2 separate regions of the Homo sapiens genome follow, and region 2 is linked to region 1. A link is a loop called in an ENCODE intact Hi-C map of the cell type or tissue named here. Cell type or tissue: ascending aorta. All regions are shown on one strand. Region 1 overlaps C18orf63 (chromosome 18 open reading frame 63). Region 2 overlaps CNDP1 (carnosine dipeptidase 1).

Region 1 (8,000 bases):
CAGCAGTGGATGTATGGTTTTCATTATTTTGCTCAGTGTAATAATAAAGTAAGTGTCCATTACCTGAGGCATAGTGACTGGGCAGTAGCAGGAAGGTGGCCTGGGAATGTATGGAACAGTGGGGAAGGCTGGTTTTAGGAATGATTACATGCTGTGGATGACTGTGCTCATCAAAAATGCATATTTACTAATGTTATTTTCACCATAGCCTCATAAACAAAATGACATACCACTCTTTATAACAGTCTACTAGATATCTATAATACAAACTTTGGAATGAGAAAAGCACACTCAAAATGGGCTTCAGACAAAATGCTTATCCTTATGAAAATGGTAAAATAATTGGGAAATAGAGATAATTCTGGAAAACAGAAATGCTTACAATAAAGGTATATAGCAAATTAATTAACTAAACACAATTTCAGGAGCAGGAGTTAACATTTAACGTTTGAAGGAGAGTTTGTTTACTTTTGCTTTTAATTGCAATGGTTTAGTAAAGTGGTGGAGACAATAAATCACATTTACAAAATCAGAGTTCAACTTATACTTGGATCTCTAGTGGCTATTTTTATGTAATTATTGTTTCAGTGGAATAGCCAATGAAGATTTTGGTTTCTTTTAAATATATTACAACAATTATATAATATTTCGTATATCAAACATATAAAATGTTTGAAAGCCAGAATAATATTCATTGTCTGAGAAGCTCCACTTCTGTTTCTCTTTTTTTCAAATGTTAGATAATTTATTTGTAATATGGACTAGAAGGTCATTCTGGACATATGCTTCAATACATACATATCCCTAAGTCTGTGCCAGGAACCCAGAATGAATTTGCTTGAGACTAGACCACCAGCACTCAGGGGCTCAGGCCACGGCTGTCTCATCCATTTCTGCCATGGACACAGTGTTGTCCCCACTGCCTGGCACACAGAAGATGCTAATGAGTACTGGTGGAAACAGAAATCTCCACCCCAATAAAGGCTCCAGTTTTGTTGAGAAATAGCTTTTACATTTATTCAGGGCTTCCTGTTAATTTGCATATAAAAGCAAAAGTGAAATTTAGTGAGCCTGCAGAGATATAGTAGAGATCCCCAAAATGTAATATATATATACACATTCTTTTTTTCTTAAAAAATATACTATATCTTATGTTAGAAATATATACACTTTGGTGTTTATGGGTAAAATTATATGATGTCTTGAATTTGCTTTAAAAGATTATAGCAAAAAAAAGCATGTCTGTGAGGAACAGATGAAACAGTGGCAAAATATTAATAACTGGTAGATCTGGGTGATAGGTACTTAGAGGTTCTTCATACTCTTATCTGTGCTTTATGTGGTTTGATAATTTCAATAAGGGCAAAATAAAGATATTTTCAACTATCAAAACTACTGTATAAGATCATTGGATATTTTGCAAAGATCTGCAGACTACATGATGTTGTAATAGTGAAAAGTTGGGAAGAACTGAAGTGTCTATCAATAGGGGACTAGTTAAATACAGAAACCCACATACAACAAGATGCTATGCAAACAATAAAAAGAAACTGTCAAGTGAAAAAGGAGGTTCCACAGCAGTAAGTAGAGCTGATTTCATGGTCACAGGAGTGTGAGAGGCATCTGGAAGAGTGTTCATCCTATATTCAGAATGCTCATCTCTGCAAAGAGAAATTACAGATGGTTTTTTACTTTTTTCTTGAAACTGCTCTGTACTACTCAAGTATAGGAGTATGTATTAATTTTATATTTAGGGGAAATTATTTTCTATAATGATTCCTGTTATTGGGAGCTAAATAATATATACACGTGGACATAGAGTGCAGAATGATAGAAAGAAGAGTAGGGCGTTGACAGATAGAAGAAGGGAGGGGGGGTGAATGATGAGAAATTACTTAATCAGGTACAATGTACATTATTCCAATGATGAATACACTAAAAGCCCTGACTTTACCCCTACAATACATGCAGGTAACAAAGTTGCACTTGTACCCCACAAATTTATACAAATAAAATATTAAAAATGTTCTCGTTATTCCTTCTACCTGATGAAATTATTTTAAAAATTTAATATTTATTGACTTTGAGACAGGGTCTCACTTTGTCATTCAGGCTGGAGTGCAGTGGCAAACACAGTTCACTGCAACCTCTACCTCCCAGGCTCAAGCAATCCTCCCACCTCAGTCCCCGAAGTAGCTGGGACTATAGGCATGCACCACCACGCCCAGCTAATATTTCTGGCAGGGGACAGAGTCTCACTCTGTCACCCAGGCTGGAGTGCAATGGCGTGATCTCAGCTCACTGCAATCTCCACTTCTCGGGTTCAAGTGATTCTTCTGCCTCAGCCTCCTGAGTAGCACGTCCAGCTAATTTTTTGTACTTTTAGTAGAGAAGGGGTTTTGCCATGTTGCCCAAGCTGGTATCAAACTCCTGATCTCAGGTGATCCACCTGCCTCAGCCTCCCAAAATGCTGGAATTACAGGCGTGAGCCACCATGCCCGGCCCTAATTTTTTATATTTTTTGTGGAGACAGGGTCTCACCCATGTTGCCCAGGCTGGTCTGGAACTCCTGAGCTCAAGCAATCTGCCTGCCTCAGCCTCCCAAAGTGTAGGAATTACAGGTGTAAGCCCCCCCTCCTGGATGACTTTTTAATTTTAAAAATTGTGTCAGGACTTAAGTAGTTCAAAGTGGGAAAGTGCTATATTTCTAAAACAATATGAAACCTAGAATAGATTTCATTGATTTCTAAAAATGCAAGTAACATCTTAAAGGCACATGCATTTTTCCCTCAGTCACCTACTGAGTGCATTAAAATATTAAGATGTCAAAAAGTACATAAAATACAACATCATAACGTATATAGGAATAGACTCAAATACTTTCTGGTTAATTAAAATCAGGCTGAAAATTTTATTAGTTATAGGAAGAAATAGCAGTTGGAAAAGAAAATGTTTTCTAGTTGGTTCTTAAAGAATCTGAATTGAAAGTATTCCAATAGTTCTATGTAAAAAAATAACTTGTGGGTATTTTAGTAATATGTTTGTTCTTAGAATAGAACAGATGGCAGAACAAAATAAAATGTAATTTCCAGATGTATCATGTTGTAAATTCAGTGCCATGAACTGGGCATTATTAACTGAGTATCAAGTTTAAACATAGCCAGCACTGTAGCACTTTTGGAGTAAATTTTAACTAAATGATTAACCTTTGAAACATCATTTAAGGTTTATTATCTTGGGTAGGTATCCCAAAAAGTGGATATTGTAGTAGCTGTTCAAATCTTCTATTTTTAGATAGTCTGCTGCTGCTGTGTGAGCTCTTCCTAGTCTGCAAGGATCCCCAGAACAGAGTGAGGGGGAGCCCACAGTGGACCATTTGCACCCATCCCTCTTTGAAATCATTACAAAACAGCTGCTGTGTATGGTCCTTATTCAAGGAGTGAACTGTTCCCACCATGTCCTATTTCTTTGCTGATTTTACGGTTTCAAAGAATTTAAAAGTAGCTGCTTTTTACCAAGAGGTTGGGGACCCCTAAACTTGGCAATCCCAATTCAGATAATGTAAAAACAAATCAAAAGCTATCACTTCAGTTACCTGGTAGACATTTCCTTCTTTCAGGTCCATGTTCTAAGCATTATGAATGATGAGAGATTTCTTAAGTTTTGATTTATCCGAGTCAAGTATCTGTATTAGATTGAAGAATCACATTTGTTACAAATTAACTGCATAGACTTACAGTCGCTCTAGGGTAGATATTCTGTTTATTAATTAGTATGGTTCTAAATGATCTTAGGGAAATCATTTAAATCCTTATTTAGGGGTTTTAAGGGTCTAGCATATGATAAGTAGTGCCAGATTAATTTTTTTTTTACCTGCTTCTTAGAAGAACTGGATTGGCCATAGTGCACAGTATCGGAATGATGCTTCTTTGAAGTTTTGGAAGACTCTGGACATAATTTTCTTTTAGACCTGTGGGCTATTTTGCTTACTATCAACCTGTGGTCACTTGTACCAACTTCTTTAGCTTGATTTTCTGATTGCTGCTGTAGCAGTCGTGGATCTTCGGTTTCTCCATCTGATTCAAAAATGTGTGGCTGTCTTTTCAGTTTTAGTGACCCATGGCTTTTCCCTAAAATTTGTGTTATACCTTTGCCTGTTAAATTTTCTTTTCCTTTCATTTGGAAGTCAACAGCACTTTTTACCACCCCTAAATTGTTATTTGACACCACAAATACTGCACTATTAGATAGTTGCTTATTTTTGTTTAAACTCACAGTCGATTTTCCACGAGAAGAGGGAAATTTTGTCATATTTTCAGAAGACTCTGTATTTTTTTCTTGCAGAGGTCTGGAATTCTCCTGATTTAAATTGTTAGCAGCCTGCATCTGAATGTTACTACTATAACGGTTTTTTATAGCTGGACCTAAATTCAGTTTGTCATGCTGGATCATACTAGTTTTGAGTGAAAACAATTTAGATTGTGTCACATCATGCTGTTTTCTTTTTGGGCTGCCAAGTACTGAGGTATTTTTGTTCATTTGTAACAATCTATTTTTGAAAACTGGTACAAACTTAGGGGTGATGTTGCTTTGGGAGCTAAGATTTGTGTGCTGAACTTGAGTATTTCCTCTGTTGGGCATTAATACTTCTGAATGTACTTGTGGAGCCCTGATAGACAGGGATTTCTTTCTACCCTGAACAGACTCTGGCTGGAGATGCAAAGCTGAGAAAATGCCTGATGTTGGCTGGCTGACTGAAAGCTCCACCTTGTGGTCCACTGCTACTGAACATGGTAGAAGACTTTGAGCACAGGCAGGCTTTCTGGAAGTGGCTTGAGTCAGAGATGCCCTAAGCATTTTTTTAGTGGTCAAATTGGGTGGCTTGACTTTGTGTTCCTGAAAAGGATAGAGATTAAAAAAAAATTTAAAATGTTAATAATGTCCTTAATGGAAAAGAAATAAAATATAAAGTATCATCCAAATAAGAATATAAAGCAACACTATGATTTACAGAACAGGTAAAGAAAAACAAAATAAAAATGAGCCTTCTGGTGGAAATGAGTACATTTCTTATGGTTTGTATCCTCCTTTAGATACTATCCAAGATACTATCTTAAGATAAAGGTATATACTACATTTCATATAAATCTACCATAAAAACCATTCACACAGCTACCCACTGTCCTCCAAACATGCTCATGCTGCTGCCTTGCTCACTGAGCAAGGTATGACCTCCTTCAGATACTCAAAGTCCCACCTTCTCCCACCCATCAATCTACCACAGAGCGACTGTTTTTCTGTCAACTCTCCAAGGATCTGCTATCAATTAAATAATATTTGTCACAAAAAAATATTACAAGGTAAGCTCTCTTATCTTTTAGTGCACATATTCCATCTTCCTAAGTAGGTACCAGATTCTTGGAGGGTAAGAACCATGACTTATTTACTCTTATATCCTTCACAGTTACTAAAAATCCTTGTTGAAAGAAATTAATGAAGAGGTGGCTGCATCTATACTGGGCCTTTAGGAATAAGTGGGATTTTGACTACAGGGAAGGCGCTATCTGTGTCTTAATCATGTTTACTTTTTCACTGCCTACCACAGTGCCTGGTACGTGGTAGCAATTCAGCAAGTATTTGTCAAAGAAATTTGTCAGATACATTAAAAAGAGCCAAGCGTTTACAGTCTTTTAAAGATGAACTGTGGATACACACACACATACACATAAATAATATAAAATTTACCATTTTAACCATTTTTAAGTGAACGATTCAGTGACTTTAAGTACATTTACCACTGTACTGTATTATATAACCATCAATACTATTTCCAAAAATTTTTTTTCATTCCAAACAGAAACTTTGTACTCTGTAAATAGTAATTTCCTGTTTCCTCTTCCTTCTAGCCCCTGGTAACCTCTATTTTACTTTCTATTCTATGAATTTGCCCATTCTAGGTACCACATGTAAGTGGAATCATACAATATTTGTCTTTTTGTGTCTGGCTTATTTCATTTAGCATAATGTTTTCAGGGTTCATTTATATTGCAACATGAGTCAGGATTTATTCCTTTTAATGACTGACTATTCCACTGTACTTATATAGCATATTTTATCCACTCATCTCTTGGTGGAAGTATTGTCTTTTAAAGTACATATCTTGTCCTGTTGTCTGTAAAAGAGTGATAGGTAGCAATAACCTGAAACACTGAACACCAAGTTCTTTTCTCACTTTCCCCATCAAAACACAGGTTCACAGCTTGAAATAAACATTTTAAAACTGCTAGGAATAATATGCAAACTTGAATGACTGGTTTTTCTCTCCACTACTGGAGGTTCCATTGTTGAATTAGGTTGAGAAGAGAATAGGAAAGATTTTGGGAAATCAGAGTTGGAAATAGGCACAAGTAAGAGACTAATCCAATTATCTATTAGGCATAAACAAATCACACCAACATTTAGTTGCTTAAAACCAATAATAATTATGTTATCATCTCTCACTATTCTGGGGGTTGGCTTGGCTTAGTTTGGCATCTCTCATGCTGTGTGGTTAGATACTCTGCAGCTGGAGTCACCTTGGAGTCACTTCCTCTTTCACATGTGATGCGTGATGCTGGCTGTTGGCTGGAATGCTGACAGGCAGTCTCTTCCTGTGCTGGGGATCTCTCACAGATTGGGTTCCAAGAACAAATGTCCCCAGAAAGACCAGGTGGAAGCTGTTTCTCCTAAAGACCTAGCCTCAGGGTATGTTGCATCACTCTGTCATAGGGACATCCAGACTCAAGAGAACGAGACCCATACCTCAATGGGAGGAGTATTGTCCCATGACCAAAATGATGTGGAGAAGGAAATTCCAGGAAACTTAGTTCCATAATACTTAAGTTGACATAATAGAAAGTCATTATAGAGGACAATACTCCTCCTTCCATGTTGACTATTCTTGGGAAAAACGGAAAGTCCCCAAGAAAATATTGAGTGAGATTTGGGGGCGATGCTGAAAATAGGTGATTGGGATTCATTTCTTATCTGGAGATTACTTCAGTTGGAGGCTTACCCATGCCACCAGGGCAAGAAGACACACCGTCTTAGTTTCTTTTGGCTGCTATAACAAAGTAGGTAGTTTATAAGCAACAGTTTTGGAGGCTGGGAAGTCCAAGATCAAGGCAAATCTCTCTTGGGCCTTTTAAATAAGAGCACTAATCCTGTTTAGCACAGCTCTACCCCTATGACCTAATCACCTCCCAAAGACCCTACCTCCTAATATCATCACCTTGGGAGTTAGGGTTTCAACATTTAAATTTTGGAGAAACACATTCAGAGCATAGCACATCCTTCTTAATTTGCCCATTATTTTCAAGGGGTGCAAAGAAAACCCAGCTAAGTTTCATGACCCTGAATGAAGAAATACAGAAGTTAACCAAGGAAGAATTACTGGCTTACTGCCCCTTGACATTGCTCAGCTGAGTGAAAAAGCATGCATCAAGAAGGGGTTTGTATTAGAACAGAAACATATTATCTCAGTTTTAGAGCCTTGAAGTCTGAAACCAAGGTGTTGGCAGGGCTGGTTCCTTCAGAGGGCCAGGAGGAAAGGATCTGTTCCGGGCCTGTTTCCTCGGCTTGTAGATGACCATCTCCACCTTCACATGGTGTTCTTCCTCTATGTGTGTCTGTATCCAATTGCCCCTTTTCATAAGAACACTAGTCATATTGGATTAAGGGCCCACCCTACTACAGTATAACTTCATTTTAACTAACTATATCTGCAGTGACCCTATGTCAAATAAGGTCACATCCTAAGGAACTGGGGGTTAGGATTTCAGTGTATGTATCTGAGGGGTACACAATTCAACCTGTAACAGGGTTGGATATACACTTCTGGAGAGAACAGAGAGAGGAGGGAGCTGTTTTTCTGAAGACTCCCTGTACAAGGGAGCTAGGGTAAAGCTAAAAAGTAACTGATAAAACCTCATATACTATCTCTGTTGAGATACCATATGAGC
Region 2 (8,000 bases), 200 kb before region 1:
GGATCACTTGAGGTCAGGAGTTGAAGACCAGCCTGGCCAACATGGTGCAACCCCATCTCTGAGAGACCCAACCACAACCCTGTCTCCTCCCTCCTCTCCCCTCCCTGACCCCTTCTCAGTCTCCCCAGCCCGTCCACCTCTGGGATGACTCCACCTGGGTGTCCTTGGGAGCCTAAGAGCCAGCATTCCTCCTTGACCCCTGACAGGAAGGTCCTGTGGCAAAGTGGGCAAGGTCACCCCTTCACAGAGGCCCCCCAGAGCCCTGTCTGGAGTGGGAGCTGCCAGCATCAGACCCAGGGGCCACCTGCACATCTGGAGGGGCCATCAGCAACATCTCCCCCAGTGCAGCCCGAGCCATCAGAGGCGGGCTGGAGAAGAGGAGGGAGGGAGCGAGGGCTGGGAAGGGCCAAGGGGGCTGCAGCCCTTGGTCAGACCGCCTACGTCAGGTTCTTGGCTAGGAAAGCCACCAGCTATCCCCAGGAGACCAGCTGGGCTCCACTTTAGAAGCCAAACCCACCCTCCTGCAGCAGGAGGAAGGAGGGGAGAGTTTAACCCAGCCTGTCTCTGTTATTTTTGTCTCTGGAATCCCATCTTTTATTGTTTTAAATGTTTGAGATGTTTTACGTTATCAAATTCTGACTTGTTTAATCTATGATTCTTCAAATGCCCACCTTTCCGTAGGTGGAGGTGAGCAGGGGTTGCGGGGAGAACAAGGGGAACTAGGCTGGTGAAGTCTCAGTGCCATCCCCGAGACCTTGAGAGAGAGATGTGCTCAAGAGCATCCTTGAGAGGACGCTCATCATGGGTGTGGCCCCGCCGATGTTGCTTATTTTACAATGGAGCATCTGCAAGGCTGTTTGAAAAGCAGTTGGTTGAATATTTCACTTTTCATTCTGTCATTTTCATGGCTTCCTCTAATCCACCCTCCACAAAGCAGCCTGGGTGATCTTTTTAAAGGTGGGGCAGATCGCAAGACTCCCTGTTTTAACTCTTCCAAGAGGTCCCATTGCCCTTGGGGTAAAGCAAATATCCCCATGGCTCCCAGGTCTTACATGGTGGAGCCCACCTGCTTCTCCCACCAGACCTCCTCCCTTGTTGGGGTACCATGCAGGGCCCCTCCATCACTTCCCATGTGTTCCCAAATGCATTGCTGAATCTTCCTCCATGCTCCTGCCCATCCCTTGGCCTCAAGCCCCCATAGAGTGAAGGTGAGCTGGGGAGCATCCAAACTGACGAGCCCCCCAACACATTGCACAGTGCATCTGAAATGAATTTGTGCACAGGGAGCTGTGTTCTGTCTCTTCTAGGAATTCACTTCCAACAAAACATCTGGTCCTACTGAAAATGTCCCAGACGGCAATAAAGAGTGCATCTCCCTAACCAGAGTGTCACTCAGCACCTGGGGTCAATCCATCCCATGCCCAAAAGGAAAGCCACTCCCAGGCTGTTCTACCTTCTGTCAGATCAGCACTGAAATGCTACAGGGATGTTCAGGCTTCAAGAACTTTTCAGCTAGGATTCAGCTGGCATAAAATCTGAGTGACCACAGAGAACCTGTGTTCACAAAACAAAGTGGCAGAGTGAGAGTCAATGCTGGAAGAGGGCATGTGGATAAAGCAGTGCAGTCGGGGTGGCATCACGGGGAGACCACAGGCCTAATAGTCAGGAGGGCCAACACCAAGTTCAGCCCTGCCAGATCCCAGCTGTACTCCTTCGGGTACCTCTCTGAGCCTGAATTTCCTCAGCTGTCATCAGGGACTGGGAGCCTCACAGTGGCCGAGGACCCAACCAAAGAGCTATAGAAAAATGTGTGGCTCTGAGAGGACAGAGAGCTCACCAGCTGTCAGGAAAGCAGTAAGATGTGCCATGAAACGCAGACCATGTCCCATCATGGGGTGGGGATGGTCAACAGCAGCATCTTGGAGGAAACTGGTGCTGAACACTGATGGGAAGGAAGGGTAAGCTTGGAGAAGGGCAGGCATTCAGGGCAGAAGTTTTAACCTCTGGAAGTTTCCTCATTTTGAAGTAGGAGAATGTATCAAAACGTTCTAATAAGGGTCTGAATTTTGCTGGATAATAATCGAGAGGAAATTGTGAAGTTTAAGAATAGTTATAAATATTCTGGAGAGTGAACTGGCTTAAGGACACACATACATATCAATTGGATAGAACCGAAAATCCAGAAATAAATCCTCACATTTATGATCAACTGATTTTCATCGAGGGTGCGGAGATCATTCAATGGGGGAAAACAGTCTTTTCAATAAATAGTGCTGGCAGAATAGGATATCCACAAGCAAATGATAAAGTTTCACCCCCTTCCTCACACCATATATAAGAACTAACCCAAAATGATCAAAGACCTAAATGAAAGTACTAAAACCATACAACTCTTAAAAAAAAATAGCTGTAAATCTTCCTACCTTTGGATGAGGTGATGGTTTCTTAGATATGACACCAAAAGACAGGATCGATAAATTGGACTTCATCAAAAATAAAAACATTTGTGCACCAAAGAACACCATCAAGAAAATGAAAAGACAACACGTAGAATGTGGGGGGAGGGATTGCAAATCATATATCTGATAAAGGACTTATGTTGAGACTATAAATGACAATTACAGTTCAATAATAAAAGACAGCCCAATTAAAAATGTGCAAAGGATTTGAATAAACATTTCCTCAAAGAAAATATGCAAATGGCCAATAAACACATGGAAAGTTTAGGCTCAGCATGATTAGCCATCAGGAAAACACAAATCAAACTACATGAGACACAACTTCCTACCCTCTATGATGGCTAGAATTAAAAAGCCAGACACTAATGAGTTTTGACAAAGATGTAGAGAAATTGGAAACTTCATGTACTGCTGATGGGAACGCAAAAGCCTACAGCCACTGTGGAAAACAGTCGGAAAGTTCCTTGATCAATTAAACATAGAGTCACCATATGACCCAGCAATTCTATTCCTGAGTACATATCCAAGACAAGTGAAAACATATGTTCACACAAAAACTGGTAAGTGGATGTTTATAGCGGCATTATTCATAGTAGCCAAAAGGCAGAAACAAGACAAATGTTCATTAATGAATGAATGGATAAATAAAATGTGGTATATTTCACTGAAATATTATTTGGCTATACAAAATGATTTTTATCTTACATAAAAAGGAATGAAGTACTGGTACATGCTACAGTGTAGACAAACTTTGAACACATTGTGCTAAGTGAAATAAACCAGACACAACGGCCATGTATTGTGATTCCATTTACGTAACAGTCTAGAGTAGGTAACTTCATAGAGACAGAAAGTAGATTGGTGGTTACCCAGTGGGAAAATAGGAAGGGAGTGCTAATGAATTTGGGGTGATGAAAATGTTATAAAACCAATTGTGGCAATGGTTGTACAATTCTGAATAAACTAAAAGCCATTAAAATTACACACTTTAAATGGGCCAGTTGTAAGGTATAAGAATTATATCACAATACAGTCATTTTAAAAATAATCATAGCTATAACTACTCATTTGACAATACAAATATATTATTGAATATGAGAACTGTAGATAGAGGAAGCTATACAGTGGTTAAAAGCAAGGTCAAGGTAAGAACTGCGTCCAGTAGGTGGTGCTGATGAGCCACTCATGAACTCCCTGGCTACCCTGCACTCAGAAGGCTGAAGCCAGATCCAGCCCAGCTCTGTGGGACTTAGCCAGGAGCCAGGGGCGGCAGATGAAGCCAGTGGGAGAGACTCCTCTGGCCCTCCAGTAGCCGGAGAGGGAGCTCAGGTGTGAGGAAGGCTTCAATAAAGGCTCTTGGAGACAACAGTGGCTACTGGTTTTTTTTTTGTTTTTTTTTTTCGCAATCGATCCAATTGATCCATCTACATTAACATTTGAGCTTTTATTTTTCCTTCAGACAAGTTCCATTAAAAAAATTATTTGGTGTTCCTCTACAGTGAAAAATAAAAAAGGACAGTTGGAAGAAGGAAATAAGCTGCAGGAAAAAAATATGAAAACAATGATTGTTGTTAGGAGAGAATAGTTCAGATTCAGCAGGAATCTCCTCCTCCTCTGGCCTGGGGAGAGCAGCTTAGCCCTGGTCTCGAATAAAAGACTGACCTGATGCCCTGACCTGACAGTGGCCCTGACAGCAGGGGTCTGACAAGGGGAAGTGCACGACTTCATCTTCCCTCCCTTAATGAATTTCCTCCTCTCCCTCCCTTTTCCCCACAGAGCAGGGCAGCCTGCTATAGTCAATTTGCTGTCCAGGTTCATGGACATTGACTTTGGACATGAATCCCGCCTTCACCATCTGAGTGGGATCTGAGACTCCATCCATTTTTCTCCTGTTCCTCCATGCCTCTGTTTTTGTTTGTGTGTGTGTGTGTGTGTGTGTGTGTGTGTGTTACAGTTGTGCTTGACCTTGAACTAGTTATCTGTATTAGGCTATTCTTGTATTGCTATAAAGAAATGCCTGTGGTGGGGTAATTTATTAAAAAAAAATAGGGTTAATTGGCTCACAGTTCTGCAGGCTGTACAGGAAGCATGGTGCCAGCATCAGCTCACCTTGTGAGGAGGTCTCAAGGAACTTTTACTCATGGCAGAAGGTGAAGCAGGAACAGGCAGGTCATGTGGCCAGAGCAGGCGCAAGAGGGATCGGGGAGGTGCCACACACTTTAAACAACCAGTCTTGCATAAACTCACTATTGCAAGGACAGCACCTAAATACCTCCCGCCAGACTCCACCTCCAACATTGAGGATTACATTTCGACATGAGAGTTAGGCGGGGACACGTATCCAAACTGTATCATTCTGTCACTGGCCCCTCAAATCTCATGTCTTTCTCACATTGCAAAATACAATAATGGGCTGGGCATGGTGGCTCACGTCTGTAATCCCAGCACTTTGGGAGGCTGAAGCAGGAGGATCATGAGGTCAGGAGATCGAGACCATCCTGGCTAACATGGTGAAACCCCGTCTCTACTAAAAATACAAAACAAAAAACAAAAAACAAAAAAAAAAAATAGTCGGGCGTGGTGGCAGGTGCCTGTAGTCCCAGCTACTTGAGAGGCTGAGGCAAGAGAATGGCATGAACCCAGGAGGCAGAGCTTGTAGTGAGCCGAGATCACACCACTGCACTCCAGCCTGGGTGACAGAGCAAGACTGTCTCAAAAAAAAAAAAAAAAATTCAATAATGCCTTTCCAATAGTCCCCCAGCCTTCACTCATTCCAGCATTAGCTCCAAACTCCCAAGTCCAAAATCTCATCTGGAGATGAGTTCCTCTCACCTATGAGCCTGTAAAATCAAAACAAGTTATTTACTTCCAAGATACAATCAGGGTAGAGGCATTGGGTAAATGTTCCCACTCCAAAAGGGAGAAATCAGTCAAAAGAAAGGGGCTCCAGTCCCCATGCAAGTGTAAAACCCAGCAGAGTGTCATTAAATCTTAAAGCTCCAAAATAATCTCCTTTGACTCCATGTCCCACATCCAGGGCACTTTGCTGCAAGGGGTGGGCTCCCAAGGCCTTGGGAAGCTCCACCGCTATGGCTTTTCCAAGGTTAGGATGTAAGCTGCCAGTGGATCTACCATTCTGGGGTCTGGAGAATGATGGCCCCCTTCTCACAGCTTCATTAGGTAGTGCCCCAGTGGGGACCCTATGTGGGGACTCCAACCCCATAGTTTCCTTTTGACCTGTCCTAGTAGAGGCTCTCTGTGAGGGCTCCACCCCTCCACCTCTAGGTTCTTTCTAGGCACTGAGGCTTTCTCATACATTCTCTGAAATCTAGGTAGAGGCTGGCAAGCCTCCCTTACTCTTGCACTCTGTGTGTCTGTAGGCTTAACACCATGTGGAAGCTGCCAAGGCTTACAGCTTGCATGTTCTGAAGCAGTGGCCTGAGCTGTATCTGGGGCCCTTTGAGCCACAACTGGAGCCTTCTGAGGCTGTACAGAGCAGTGCTGTCCCAGGTCTGGCCCATGGAACCATTTAGTCCTCCTAGGCCTCTGGGCCTGTGGTGAGAGGGGCTTCCTCAAAGGTCTCTGAAATGCCATCAAGACCTTGTTCTCATTTTTTTTGGCTTTTAACACTTGGCTACCTTTTAGTCACGCAAGTCTCTCTAGCAAGTGGTTGCTCTGCAACCTGTTCAAATTCCTCTCCTGGTAATGATTTTTCTTTCTCTGCCACATGGCCAGGCTGAAAATTTCCCAAACTTTATGCTCTGCTTTCCTTTTAATCTTTTTCCCATTTAGAAAAAAAAAAAGTGCAGCTCACTGCCAGTGCTCATTTAATTTTATATAAACTCACTCTTTGAGGCTGAAGCAAATCTGACTGATTTTCAATGTGAAAATAAAATATAAAAACTGTTCGGGGAGTTCTTTCTAAACAGAACTAACATCAGAATCATCAGAACATCTATTTCAGATTCATTAAATGAATCTTTGACCCACAATTGTTCAAGAACAATGTTAACATCACGTGTAGGAATGCTACGTTTTCTAGGATTTGACATTTTCAGCAGTTGAAAATTACTACATTTTGTTAATGGAAATACCACTAACTAAAACCAGAATGCCATAAATAGAATGATGTCTGTTGTTTCCAAAGTCAATATACTAGAGTGATGTGAAAATAATAATAAAAGCAAGATAGTTCATGGCAAAGTTATCTCAGGGTAAATGCTGCAGCCACAAGTGCCACTGGTGAGTATTCTTGGGGCAACCAGGAAAAGGGTTAAATATAAATTCCAACTTTAAGTCATTTCTTTACTTCCACACCTGAACATAAGTTGTTAGAAGCAGCCAGGTCACATCTTGAACACTGCTACTTAGAAATTTCTTCTGCCAGATACCCTAAGTCATCACTCTTAAGTTCAAATTCCACAGATCCTTAGGGCATGAACACAATGCAGCCAAGCTCTTTGCTAAGGCATAACATGGGTGAGCTTTGCTCCAGTTCCCAATCAGTTTTTCCATCTGAGACCACATCAGCCTGGACTTCACTGCACACATCACTATCAGCAGTTTGGTCACAACCATTAACCAGTCTCTAAGAAGTTGCAAACTTTCCCTCATCTTCCTGTTTTCTTCTGAGCTCTCCAAACTCTTCCAACCTCTGTCTGTTACTGAGTTCCGAAGTTGCCTCCACATTTTCAGGTATCTTTATAGCGATGCCCCACTCCTCAGTACCACTTTTCTGTGTTAGGCTGTTCTTGCAGTGCTATAAAGGAATACCTGAGGCTGAGTAGTTTATAAAGAAAAGAGGTGTAATTGGCTCATGGTTCTGAAGGCTGTATAAGCATGGTGCCGGCATCTGCTCAGCTTCTGGGGAGGCCTCAAGGAGCTTTTACCCATGGTGTAAGGTGAAGAGAGAGCAGGCTCCTCACATGGCAAGAATGTGAGCAAGAGCAGGAAGCACCACACACTTTTAAACAACCAGATCTTGCAAGAATTCACTCACTATTGTGAGGACAGCACCAAGCCAGGAGGGACCCACTCCCATGACCCAAACACCTCCCACCAAGCCCCAACTCCAACATTGGGGATCACATCTCAACATGAGATTTGGCAGGGACACAGATCCAAACTCTCATCACCCATTGAAAATCTAGGGATGTCGAAAGGTTATTCCTGGCTTTTGACCTTGCAAAAAGAAGAAAGAGGAGCTGAAGAACAGGAAGTTGCGCTTGCGGGGGCTGGGGTTAGGGATGCGCAGGGTGAGTCCTGGACTGAGAGAGTCTTTTCGGCGGGGGTAGGCGGTTGCCCAGCTGAGGGTGGTAAGCTCCCACTGGCTATGGGACCCTGAGGGGAACCCCACTTGCTGCATAGGCCTGTGTTTATTCCAGGTGGTTATTCTTAGATTTTTAGATTTGGAACAAAAGTTCCAAGTGCCCCTGTGCTGAGTCTTTTCTCTAAATACTGTAACTCTTAGCGGGAGGTTTACATCCTCTGCTGTGTTACCATCACAACCTGTCCTTCCCCCGAAGCGAGAGGTCCTGGGGC

What was found. A loop is a pair of places that touch in the nucleus more often than their neighbours do. Peaks named below come from ENCODE experiments on the same cell type or tissue, not always from the same donor. Only the 100,000 strongest peaks of a DNase experiment are listed, where the experiment ranks them.
Region 2: a loop joins it to region 1, with 8 times the contacts of the local background. A loop is called at or near these places in 106 of 110 quality-filtered maps.

Annotation. Positions count from the first base shown.
Region 1 is chr18:74,350,142-74,358,141 of GRCh38, reverse strand. C18orf63 (chromosome 18 open reading frame 63) reads right to left here. Exons shown (of 14, transcript NM_001174123.2): 12 at 3,874-4,896; 13 at 3,596-3,685; 14 at 1-1,661. The coding sequence ends at 3,629. Among named protein-coding and RNA genes, the nearest start is that of C18orf63, 38 kb to the right of the region's middle. In ascending aorta, a CTCF peak has its summit at 4,780 (motif pointing left); a DNase peak (open chromatin) is centred at 4,771; H3K27ac peaks cover 356 bases.
Region 2 is chr18:74,547,770-74,555,769 of GRCh38, reverse strand. All of the region lies in intron 1 of CNDP1 (carnosine dipeptidase 1), which reads right to left. Among named protein-coding and RNA genes, the nearest start is that of CNDP1, 17 kb to the right of the region's middle. In ascending aorta, a CTCF peak has its summit at 3,624 (motif pointing right); a DNase peak (open chromatin) is centred at 3,649.